3 separate regions of the Homo sapiens genome follow, and all the other regions are linked to region 1. The links are chromatin contacts, found by Hi-C or POLR2A ChIA-PET in ENCODE. All regions are on one chromosome and are shown on one strand. The core of a region is the stretch at or near the end of the contact, and the rest is flanking DNA. Distances in the headings are between cores, read along the strand shown. Region 1 overlaps LOC105376205 (a long non-coding RNA gene). Region 2 overlaps LOC105376208 (a long non-coding RNA gene). Region 3 overlaps LOC105376208 (a long non-coding RNA gene).

What was found. Hi-C counts contacts between places; a loop is a spot of excess contacts on that map. ChIA-PET counts read pairs that join two places held with the same protein, here RNA polymerase II (POLR2A). Pooled maps may share reads with other maps.
Region 2: a pooled map shows a loop between it and region 1 (4-fold over the local background). The contact joins two enhancer-like sites. A Hi-C loop is called at or near these places in 2 of 168 maps with a recorded cell type or tissue (PC-9 and endothelial cell of umbilical vein) and 4 of 50 pooled maps. POLR2A ChIA-PET finds 5 or more read pairs at or near these places in 1 of 52 experiments (A549).
Region 3: a loop to region 1 is called in a map of Caco-2, with 2.6 times the contacts of the local background. The contact joins two enhancer-like sites. A Hi-C loop is called at or near these places in 1 of 168 maps with a recorded cell type or tissue (Caco-2). POLR2A ChIA-PET finds 5 or more read pairs at or near these places in 2 of 52 experiments (IMR-90 and endothelial cell of umbilical vein).

Annotation. Positions count from the first base shown.
Region 1 is chr9:107,585,829-107,589,290 of GRCh38, forward strand. LOC105376205 (a long non-coding RNA gene) reads left to right here. Exons shown (of 9, transcript XR_930217.2): 4 at 251-349. Among named protein-coding and RNA genes, the nearest start is that of KLF4, 98 kb to the left of the region's middle. RefSeq lists enhancers at 1,523-2,048, 2,049-2,573. Within about 2 kb of position 1,728, at least 21 of the 41 ENCODE cell types and tissues checked have a DNase peak (open chromatin) inside an H3K27ac peak, as active enhancers do.
Region 2 is chr9:107,766,495-107,770,117 of GRCh38, forward strand. The region is part of intron 2 of LOC105376208 (a long non-coding RNA gene); the gene reads left to right. All of the region lies in intron 2 of LOC105376209 (a long non-coding RNA gene), which reads right to left. Among named protein-coding and RNA genes, the nearest start is that of KLF4, 280 kb to the left of the region's middle. Within about 2 kb of position 1,870, at least 5 of the 41 ENCODE cell types and tissues checked have a DNase peak (open chromatin) inside an H3K27ac peak, as active enhancers do.
Region 3 is chr9:107,792,317-107,795,856 of GRCh38, forward strand. The region is part of intron 2 of LOC105376208 (a long non-coding RNA gene); the gene reads left to right. All of the region lies in intron 2 of LOC105376209 (a long non-coding RNA gene), which reads right to left. Among named protein-coding and RNA genes, the nearest start is that of KLF4, 300 kb to the left of the region's middle. Within about 2 kb of position 2,200, at least 2 of the 41 ENCODE cell types and tissues checked have a DNase peak (open chromatin) inside an H3K27ac peak, as active enhancers do.

The DNA of each region.
Region 1 (3,462 bases), core at 478-2,977:
ATTTCTTCATTAACTCATAATGCACTCAACAGCCATTGTAAGTGGGATAGATGTTATTCTCATTTTAAGGTGAAGAAGCCATGAGAAGACTAAGTTCGGCGATGTTAAGTAACTGACCCAAAGTATACACAGGTGGTCTGTTGTTGACCCAGACTTCAACCCAGGCTATCTGACTCTAGGGGCCACTCTCTTAACCCCGCCCTTCTCCTCAGTGGTCGGAGCTGAAGTATTATCTTGCTTGATTTTTCAGTTTACCTTTTTGAGAGTTAAATCTGTGTGGAGGAGGAAAGGAGGAGAGACTAGAAGCGGAGAGGCCCTTTGGAGGCTCTGGTTCAGGCAAAAAAGGATGGTGAGTTTAATCTTGGGAGGGGGGGTGACTTTGAAATTTGGCAAGTTCAAGAGGCTTTAGGAAATTAGAATGAATAGTACATTGATCCATTCACTCAGCAGCTACTATCTGTCTGTTTAGAGGCAGGATCTTGCTCTGTCATCCAGGCTGGAGTGCAGTGGTACAATTATGGTTCACTATAACCTCAATTTCCTGGGTGCAAGTGATCCTCCTGCCTCAGCCTCCCAAGTAGCTGGGAATACAGTGCGTGTCACTACTAAAAATTTTTATAGAGATGGGTTCTGTCTATGTTGCCCAGGCTGGTCTTGAACTCCTGGCTTCAAGTGATTCTCCTGCCTTGGCCTCCCAAAGTGTTGGGATTACAGGTATAAGCCGCCATGCCTAGCCATCTGTTTATTGAGCAGCTAAGATGTGCCAGGCCCAGAAATGGCCAGGCCTGGGTTGGGGGGTGGCCCAGAAAGATTGCTGGTCTGTGAGTGAGAGGGGTGAGTCAAAAGTGACCTCACCAGATAAGGAGAGTTCTTCCTGAAATGAAGGTGCAGCCCACACCACTGCCTGAGGCAGAAGGAGTTAAGGGGAGCCTCCTGGAAGGGTCCCATCCTGCAGGTGAGAAGCGAGGGCCATCTGCAAGTGGGGCCGCCTGTAGTTTCCACCTGGCTGTGATGGGTTCCTTTTTGGCTCAAGTTGAGGTTTGCTTTGGCATGATTCCTCATTAATTACCCTTGGAGGTAATTCTGCAAATGCCAGTAATGACCAGTAGTTAATCTCTCTCTCTCCTGCTTGCCTCGCTTCTTCACTTGTTTTTTTCTTTAATGGGCCATCCAACCTTGTTGGAATGTTTACCAAAGCAGGATAGTTAGAGATGTAAATAAATGAATTTACCTTGTCTAAAGGATCTGGAGATAGAATTAAGGTGAGAGGAGTAATTTACAGGTGAATAATTACTTGGAAACCTCAGCAGAGAGACTGCTGGCGTTCTCTAATTATTTCTCTTCTCCCAATTTTCTCTTCTTTGAACTGCCAGCACGGGGGTGTACAGGGGTGGCATGGGGGGCTGGAGATGTTATTCTGGATTTCCCCTTGTGATTGTGAAATTCCTTCTGGGGAGGGCCTTGCCAGGATGTAGGGTTGTGACTTGCATGGCACTTTCACACCATGACTTCATTCAGATCCTCTGTGAGCGCTCTAGGTGGATGGTATGGCTAGCCACATTTATGGATGGAGAAATTGAGGTTCCTATATGTGAAGTCATTCCCCACAAGCCACACCACGGATCAGTTGCGTATTGTGGCTCAGACCCAGGTTTCTGACACTCCCCCCGCCCTACAGCTGCCTATAGGGCTTCCTCACCTGCCAGGCTGCCTTCTCCCTTCCCCAGGCAGACCCTTGACCCCTCCCAAACACCCCAGGCCGCGTGGAGCCAAAACGTTCTTTGGCGAACAACCTGCTCCGTCTTCCCTGTAAGCTAGTGGCCGCGCCCCTTCCTTACGCAGCTCATTTTCCATTTTAAGATTTCCTGTTTGAACTAAAGGGCAAAGATCTCAGCAGTATCAGCCTGGAGCCGGGCTTCTGTGTGTATAAAGGGGAGCCCTGGTCCCTGCCCTCTGTTTGTCCACTGGCCTTATCGACGGAGCCCAAGTCCCAAGTTCAGAGGCTTCAGTTCCTTCCCGATTTGCTGGGTAAAGTCCGGCCCTTCCGTGCGGGCGGCCAGGGCGGGTGGCCAGCCTGGAGCCAGCGGTCATTTATGGCCGGGCAGCGCTTCCGTCCTGCCTGGCAAGCCACTGGCTGCCGCTGACAGACGGACGGACGATGGAGAGACAAGGGCTCTTGGGGGTGCTTTCTCTTTCCCGTCCTTCCCTTTGTCCTCGGCTGAGGGCTGAACTCCTCTGGGGCTCTGCTGGCCTGGCAGCCATATGTCCCTGTAAATAGGGACAGACAGGGAGGAGGTCTGGGTTCCCTGAAGCCTCCTTGAAATTACATCTTCTTATGGGGTCGATTTGGCTCTCCAGGCCAGCATATACACTCACACTCACACACATATTCATGCTCAAGCACACACTCCCGGATAAAAACCGAGGCTCTCTATAGCTGAGTCCTTTCTCAGAGACACTGAGCTGGTGCCATTTTTATGGGGGATAATAAGAACTGTATCTTGGGAAGAACAGCACGTTAGTTCCAAGGTCCTTTCATCTCCTATGTCTCATCTGATCTGGAGGAAAATCAGGAGTCATCCAGATAGTTATCACCTGCATTTTACAGATGAGAGAAACTGAGAATCGGTGCCTTCATTTAATCATCCCTTTATTCAACGGGAGTTCCTAGGGAGCTTGCATCCACCAGGTGCTAAGGATTAAGAGGTGAAGTAGGTACAGTCCCTCTTCAGGTTGCTCAGGAAGTCAGTGATTGCAAGGCGGGGCACCAAATGCCCGAAGCAGCACCCTGGGGTGCCATGGGAGGCGGGAGTCAGGGCATGGGTTGGGGCTGGGGAAATGCTCCCATAAGGTTTGTCCAAAACCCCTGTGAAGCACAAGGAGACCCGGAGAAGGGCTGTAGCTCTTGATGGTGTGCACAGGACACATCCTACCTTTGAGTCTAGGCACAAATTGTGCATGAGGCTCTCTCTGTAGTGAAAGTCAGCCCTAGAGACACAGTGGAGAGGCTTCCTCTATTTGTGAACTGCTTTATCTCCAGGGCCTTAAATGGAGCACTCGATAAATATTTGCTGTTGAATGGACGCATACTACATACACACGTGCACACACAGTGCATGCCACTCTATCTCAGAGCTATAGAACCTACAACCTGAAGGAAGCTTCTAGAATAGTGCAGATTGATGGCTGGGGGCAGATCCAGAGTCAGAGCCATGGTGACCTGATTCTGGATCTCATATGCATGCCCTGAAGACCATGGGACTAGGTATTGAGGCACCCAAGTTCTGGTCTCCTTTACAATAGCTTTCAACTTTGTGTGACCTAATTTTTTTCCATTGCAAAGTAAGGAGGCCCTGTTGGCTGACCTCAGAAAGCCCCTTTTTCTGCTCTAACATTTGGTTAGTCTGGGAATGGGCAAATGGTACTAGGCAGGAATTTCTCCAAGCTGAGGAGAGTCCTTCT
Region 2 (3,623 bases), core at 620-3,119, 180 kb after region 1:
AAAAAGAAAACAAGTCAGTATTTTCCCCCCAAAGAAAGGCTCATGGGAATCTTACAAAATGAGGTTTTAGGAACCAAAATTACTTCATGTAGTACTCTCTAGTAAAGGCAGAGGATGCAAATGTTGCAGTGGGTCTCTGGTCAGCCGCCATGAGTCTCTTGGATCTAACACTTGCTCTCTTCAGACTTCAGTTTCCTCATAAGGTGAGAACAAGGCTGTATCTCAGTGCTCTGGGCCTGCTCACACATCCTGCTCATATGAATGTGAGAGCCACACCAGCCCTCTGGGAAGTAGTCCCTCAAACAGCAGCCCAGTGCAGGGGGAAGGATGCAAACACTACAGGCAGATCAGTTTAATCCACTTTTGGGCAGGGTGACCTTAGGAAAGCCCATTTCCTTCTGCCTCAATTGTCACCTCTGTAAAATGGAAACAATAATATTTATTTCCGTGGCTGTTTGGAGGATTACATAAAATAACAAATACAGTGGCATTCCATTTTTCTGAGGCAATTATGTTCTATAAAGTCACTGCAAACACTGAATTACTGGAATAGTGAGCCATTGCTCTTACTGGAAATACAGGATTAGGTTCCTGAAAAATCTCTGGTCACAACATCTTTGTCAACTGATCAATACATAACCATGATGTATGTGTGTTTCTTTTTAAAGGTACCTTATTTAATATCATTGTTGATTCATTAATATTAAACTCATGCCTAAGAATACTTTAAGTCATATCTGAATGAAGCGTATCTAATATGTATATTCTCTCTGAAGGTACATCACTGCTCTCTTGCACTTAAACACACCAGACAGCACTTCAGCACTATATCTGGAGACCATTTCAAACAGTAAAATCTCCAATAAAAGCAAAAAAAAAAAAAAAGTGAAATTTATGGCACTAAATAGACTGCAGAAAGGACACCTGTTGATAGGATGAGAGCTGAAAAAAAAGGTAGAGGGCCGCAAGTGATGGCTCACACCTATAATCCCAGCATTTGGGAGGCCAAGGAGGGTGGATCACCTGAGGTCAGGAGTGTGAGACCAGCCTGGCCAACATGGTGAAACCTCATCTCTACTAAAAATACAACAATTAGCTGGGCATGGTGGCATGCACCTGTAATCCCAGCTACTCAGGAGGCTGAGGCAGGAGAATCTCTTGAACCCGTGAGGAGGAGGTTGCAGTGAGCTGAGATCACGCCACTACACTCTAGCCTGGGTGACGGAGTGAGACTCCATCTTGGAAAAAAAAAATAAAAGAAAATAAAGAAGGTACAGCATGGCCTCGCTCAGCTGGGAATGTGTGTGTGCATCAAGCAACTATTTTTTTTTGCTGTTCTGTGCTTGTCTGTGAACAGCCATGAAAATGCCGAAACACTGCACATGTTAATATTGGGGTTATAAGTAAATTTAGCGAGTAAGCAAATTTGCAAATATGGAATCTGCAAATAATGATTTGACTGTGCTTAGTAATTGGCCAGTAAAAAACTGGCAGCTTATTATATTATCATCAGGGAAAGCATAGGGTCTGGTAAAGATCTGTTAGGGTACACTAGGAATCCAAACTCCAACTGGTGCCCATAGGAGTGGGAGGGAAATCTGCAAGTGTGGAGCCCCTCAAATCAATGCTCCAGGGAGCCTTGAGTCCCTCTGTCACCTCTCGGCCAGGTCTCCAAGAACTCCCTAACTCCTTGGACTTAACTCTTGGATCTCCCTGACAATTGCAGTAGGTGAAAACTCCAGGGCCGCAGCAGGAGGCTGCTGCATTTGATGTCGAGGCTGTTGGCCCTCTCTATGCCTAGGATAAGCCCCGTTTGGCCTGGTCCAACTCAACCTGGCTCAAACGGCTGCATGCCATTGCTCGTAAGCACAGGCCTGTATCCTGCCATTGTTCTGGGAATGACCACGGTGGGACCGACCGGCAGGAGAATAGCACTACAGATAGGGAGTGTGTTTCCAAACTGCAGGGTCACAGGGAAAAAGAAATTGACCTGTTCCACATCACACCACCCCCTTCCTGCTCTCCACCCTAACTCTCCGGTCAGGTGACCAGAGAAGCCCCAGGGGGTCCTTAACCTGGATTTGTGCACTTTCCCAGGAAGCCAGCAGGAAAAGAAAGGGAACTCCCATTTCTCAAGCCTTTCTCTGTGCCAAGCCTGGTGCTTGCCACTTTCCATTTCCTGCCTCGTGGAGTCCTCCCAATAACCCTGCAGTGTCCAGACCATCCTGGGTTTCAGATGAGGAAACTGAGGTTCAGAGTGGCCCAGTGAATAGCAATGAATGCAACCCCATTTGACGTTTGGCAGCATTAACTCATTTTGAGCCACAATGCGGGATTCTGTTACAGAGACTTTTCAAAGAGCATAAAAGAGTTGCATAAAAGCGACTTCACAGGGGCCCTGTAACAATCATTAAGATAAAATATAATAATAATAATAAGAGCAATAACGACAACTTCTGAGTGTTTTCTAAATGAATAAACTATACTAAGTGCTTTACATAACTTTCCCTCAATTAACCATTTCTGCGACATTCTGAGTTATGAATTATCATTATGCCCATTTTACAAATGAGGTATCTGAGGCTCAGAGATGTAAGCTGACTTGCCTGGGGTTACGGAGGTCATAACTTAGAAAACAGGGGAGCGGGGGACTAGAATCCAGAGCCTCTCCTCTTACTTGTCACGCTAGAGGCTGGGGCCAAAGTGGGGCCCCTTTCTCATTCTCAATCCCCCTCCCATACCCTCGGTGTCTCTTTCATCTCACAGTGCGACAGGCAGCAAAGGTTGCCAGGAGCCCCAGTCCCTTCGTCTGCAGGAAGAGGCCAGAGCCTTCTAAACCAGAGGTACTGTGCTTGCTGCTGCTGCTGCCTGGTTATTCCCATCCCTTCCTGCTCATTAGCCTCATTCTCTTCCTCATCCCCACCAGTTTCATCCCCATCATGCTACAGGGCTCAAAAGATTCCTACTCTCCCAGCCTCCTTTTGGCTCCAACTTGTTCATTTTTAGAGTTTCTTGTAAGCTCCAGGACTTCTGTTCTGTTAGCCTTTGTTTCCACAGAGAAGGACAATGAAAGGACCTACCATTTATTGAAGTCCTACTGGATGCTGGGCACTGTGTTAAGCCACCATGCCCAGTGATGAGTATTACTACCACCCTTTTACAGACGAAGTCACTTGAGAAAGATCAAGTCACTTCCCCAAGATAACAGTGGATGATTCTCATAGAGCTAGAATTGGAAACCTGGAAAAGAATTACTGAGGAATCCTTGGTTTTGAAAGAATATCATCTGCTTCCTTTTCTCTCCTCCATTCCCTTCCTGCTAGTGTGTTCATTAGTGTTTTAATGGGGTGGTTTTCTTAGGGGGACTATGAATTTGGAGCTTTCATCTGATGGCCCACCAATACTTGCAATGGGATCAATGAGCTCTTCACACTCAGGAGGTACCCAAATTGCATGCACATAGAGTTTCTAAGTATTTCTTGATCATCTCTCACTGCAAGGCCAACACAGAAGCACGCATACAATCCCAGCATCTTCTCTCCTGTCCTGATCTTGGGGGTGGGCGGTGAGGGTAATAGTTAAATTGTGGGAGGTAAGGCAGATGGATGGGAGGTGCTGAGCTC
Region 3 (3,540 bases), core at 950-3,449, 210 kb after region 1:
AGATAGGGCCTTTAGGAGGTACTTAGGTATAGACAAACGAAGCCATGTACAAACCAGGAAGAGGGCTCTCACCTGAAACCAAATTGGCTGGCACCTTGATCTTGGACTTCCCAGCCTCCAGAGCTATGAGAAACAACTTTCTGTTGTTGAAGTCACCCAGGCTAAAACATTTTGTTATGGCACCCTGAGCCAGCTAAGACACATATTATATCACCAATCCCTTGACTGAGGATTGTTATGAGAATTAAACGTGAATGTGCATGGAAACTTTTTTTGTGATAGTGTATTAGTCTGAGTTCTATAGAGAGAGCTGATGGTATAGTGCAGTCTGAGTCCAGAGGTCTGAGACCGAGGAGAGCTGATGGTATAAGTTCCAGTCCAAGTCTGAGTCTGAAGGCAGAAGTCCTGTGTTCCAGCTTGAAGACAATCAGGCAAATTTTGTTCTGTTCAATTCAGGGCTTTGACAGGTTGGATGAGGCCTAAGGGCAATCTGCTTTACTTAGTCTACTAATTCAAATGTTAGTCTTATCTAGAAAATCCCTCACAGATAAGCACAGAATAATGTTTAACCAAAGATCTGAGTACCCCATGGTCCAGTTAAGTTGACTCATGAGATTAGCCATCACATCTAGACAAAGATACAGATTTTGTTGTTGTTCATTTAACCTGCTGGGGAAAGAGTGATTTCTAATCTTCATCCCCTCATCATTCTTTCCTTATTTAGTATGCACTGATAGTCAATGATTGTGTAGCTGTTGAAAAGTACATTACTATTAAAAAGTTGAGTCTGCCGGGAGCAGTGGCTCATGCCTGTAATCCCAGCACTTTTGGAGGTCGAGGCAGGCGGATCACGAGGTCAGAAGATTGAGACAATCCTGGCCAACATGGTGAAACCCCGTCTCTACTAAAATACAAAAAATTAGCCGGGCGTGGTGGCACATGCCTGTAGTCCCAGCTACTTGGGAGACAGAGGCAGAGGAATTGCTTGAACCTGGGAGGTGGAGGTTGCAGTGAGCTGAGATCGCACCACTGCACTCCAGCCTGGTGACAGAGAAAGACTCCGTCTCAAAAAAAAAAAAATAAGTTGAGTCAAACATTTTCTGTTTTGCCTTTATTAGTGGTGAAGTTTATTTTGCCTTTATTAGTGGTGAAGCTTTGGGATGGATTTGGACAAAATCTCCAGATGTGAGTGCCATTTTTTTTGCTCTTCTTCCTAATGCACAAGTATCTGACCCAACACTTCCTCTGTAAAGAGACCCCAGAAGTTCCCTTCCAAAGGCAATGCACAGGTAGAGTCTCCTATTGGCTCATGGGTATATCTTGTTCTAGATACTCTCTCTTCTCTCAGACTAGCTTGCTGATCATCACTTGCCCAATCTCTTGAAAGCTTCTTGAGACAGAGGAGTTACCTTATTCATCTTTGCAATTCCCAAAGGGCCTAGTATTAGTCAGCCAGTAGGGGCTCCAGAATTATTGGCTGAATCCTGATGATATAGAAGCGGACATTCTGCCTGACCTAGTTGTGTGTATTTTCTCCTGTGAATTTAAACAGATGAGATATTAGAGCAGTGGCTCTAAGCAGCTTCAAAACTGTAGCTGCATAAAGAAACACCTGCAAAGTTTGTAAAATTCTCAGTGCCCAGCATGCACCCAGGACCAATTAAGTCAAAATGTTGGAGAGTTAGACTCAGGCATTCTTGCTTTTTAAAGCTTCTCAGTTGATTCTAACTTTCACCCTCTGCCGTAGAGGTTAGGTTGGTTCTTCTCCAGGCTGTGGGTTATCAGCCTAAGAAGATTTTGCACACTGTCTACCAGATAATCTCTTGCTATAATAATGTCCTTAGAAGGAAAACTTTGTAATTTTTTTTTTTTTACTGTTCTCCAAACTTCTATCCTGAAAAACTTTGTAATTTTATAAAGAGTCAACTCATAATAGCAATAGTGATTTTACTGCAGTCCAAAGTTCAAAAGTTGTATTTCAGAAATGAGGCCTTAATCCAAAGGCGAACAATATTTGGCAGAACAAGGCAGTAAAAATTTACCAGCAAGCAAGTAAATAAAGAACCTAAGAGTCATAGAGCACATAGCAATAAAGAAATGTTAGCCTAGTTGCCTTTTACCAAAGACTAGCCCTCAAACCAACATTGCTATTAATCTGTCACTATCTGGAGAAGCTGGCCTGGTGGTTTGTCACAGATTAGATTGTGCAAAAAAGCTATCAGCCTGCTGTTGAGCCAGAAGGCAGTTAGAAGAGGTATGGAAGAGGAAGAAGGAAGATTGCTGCTAGTAAAATCCCGCTCTGGCTCCCTCAAACTGATTGGATTCATTTAGAAAGAGTATTCAATCTCCTGTGCAGAATTACTGAAATTACATTTTGTATTTGCATTACCTTTGAACTATATGTTCTGTAGCTTGTACATGCATATGCATTTCATTCTTACTAGAACAGTATAAGTGGTGCACAAAACTAACTCAATTGTTTTAAATTCACTTCTTGATATGTGAACATTCTACCAATGCTGTCTACCTTTGGCTCACTGATGAGTAAAGATGGCCTAAAAGGAAACCAGGCTAAATGATTGCCCGAAACAGGAAAGTAACACAAGCAAGAAAACATATGACAGGGCTTGTTGGCCATTTGAAGTTAAGTTCTGCTTTCAATAAAAAGTATGGTCTCTTAGGACGGCCAGTGCCCCCAGCCCCCGACCCCCTGGCTTACCTAGTTCTAGAAATAACACTCTTACCTCATACTTGTTTGAACCTCACTGAACTTCTACATGCTGTGGGTCTGCTGGAATTTTGTGCTCACGAGGCGTGGTTGGCACTCCATGTGAATATGGCAGCAGGGAACAGGGGGCACACAGATTGCCTGAATCTATTCTGGTAACCTGTATGTTCCCATGTTCCATCAGATTTTGCTTAGAAAACACATATTCAAAGCTCAAACTATTAAGAATTTCAAGATGGTGCCAACAAAGCATTAAACCAAACATGGGGCCCTTCTGAGTGAGGGTTCTCTGGGGCTGCCCAGGTTGCACTGCTATGAAGCTGGCCCTGAGGACAGTGAAGGAAAATGCACTGCAGATGAAGCGATTGCAGCATTTCAGAAAGGATTTGGCAATTTGTGTGATATTCATACCTAATAGACTCATACTCCATTTCTGGGGATGTATCTCAATGTTCTAATTAAAGCTTTACTTTCAAAGTTGCTCATGACAGAATTGCCATGAGAGAAGTGAACAACCAGTTATAACCTAAATATATAGTTTAAAAAGATTAATTAAATAAATATTTCTTTGATAAAGTATTATGCATCCAGTAAAACCCATGGAGACTGTGTCAACGCATGATGATATGGTTAGGTTTCGTGTCCCCACCCAAATCTCATCTTGAATTATAGTCCCCATAATTCCCATAATCCCCACATTTCAAGGGAGAGATCAGGTGGAGGTAATTGGATCATGGTTTCCCCCATGCTGTTCTTGTGATAGTGAGTGCGTTCTCACAAGATCTGATGGTTTTATAAGGGCCTCTTTACCC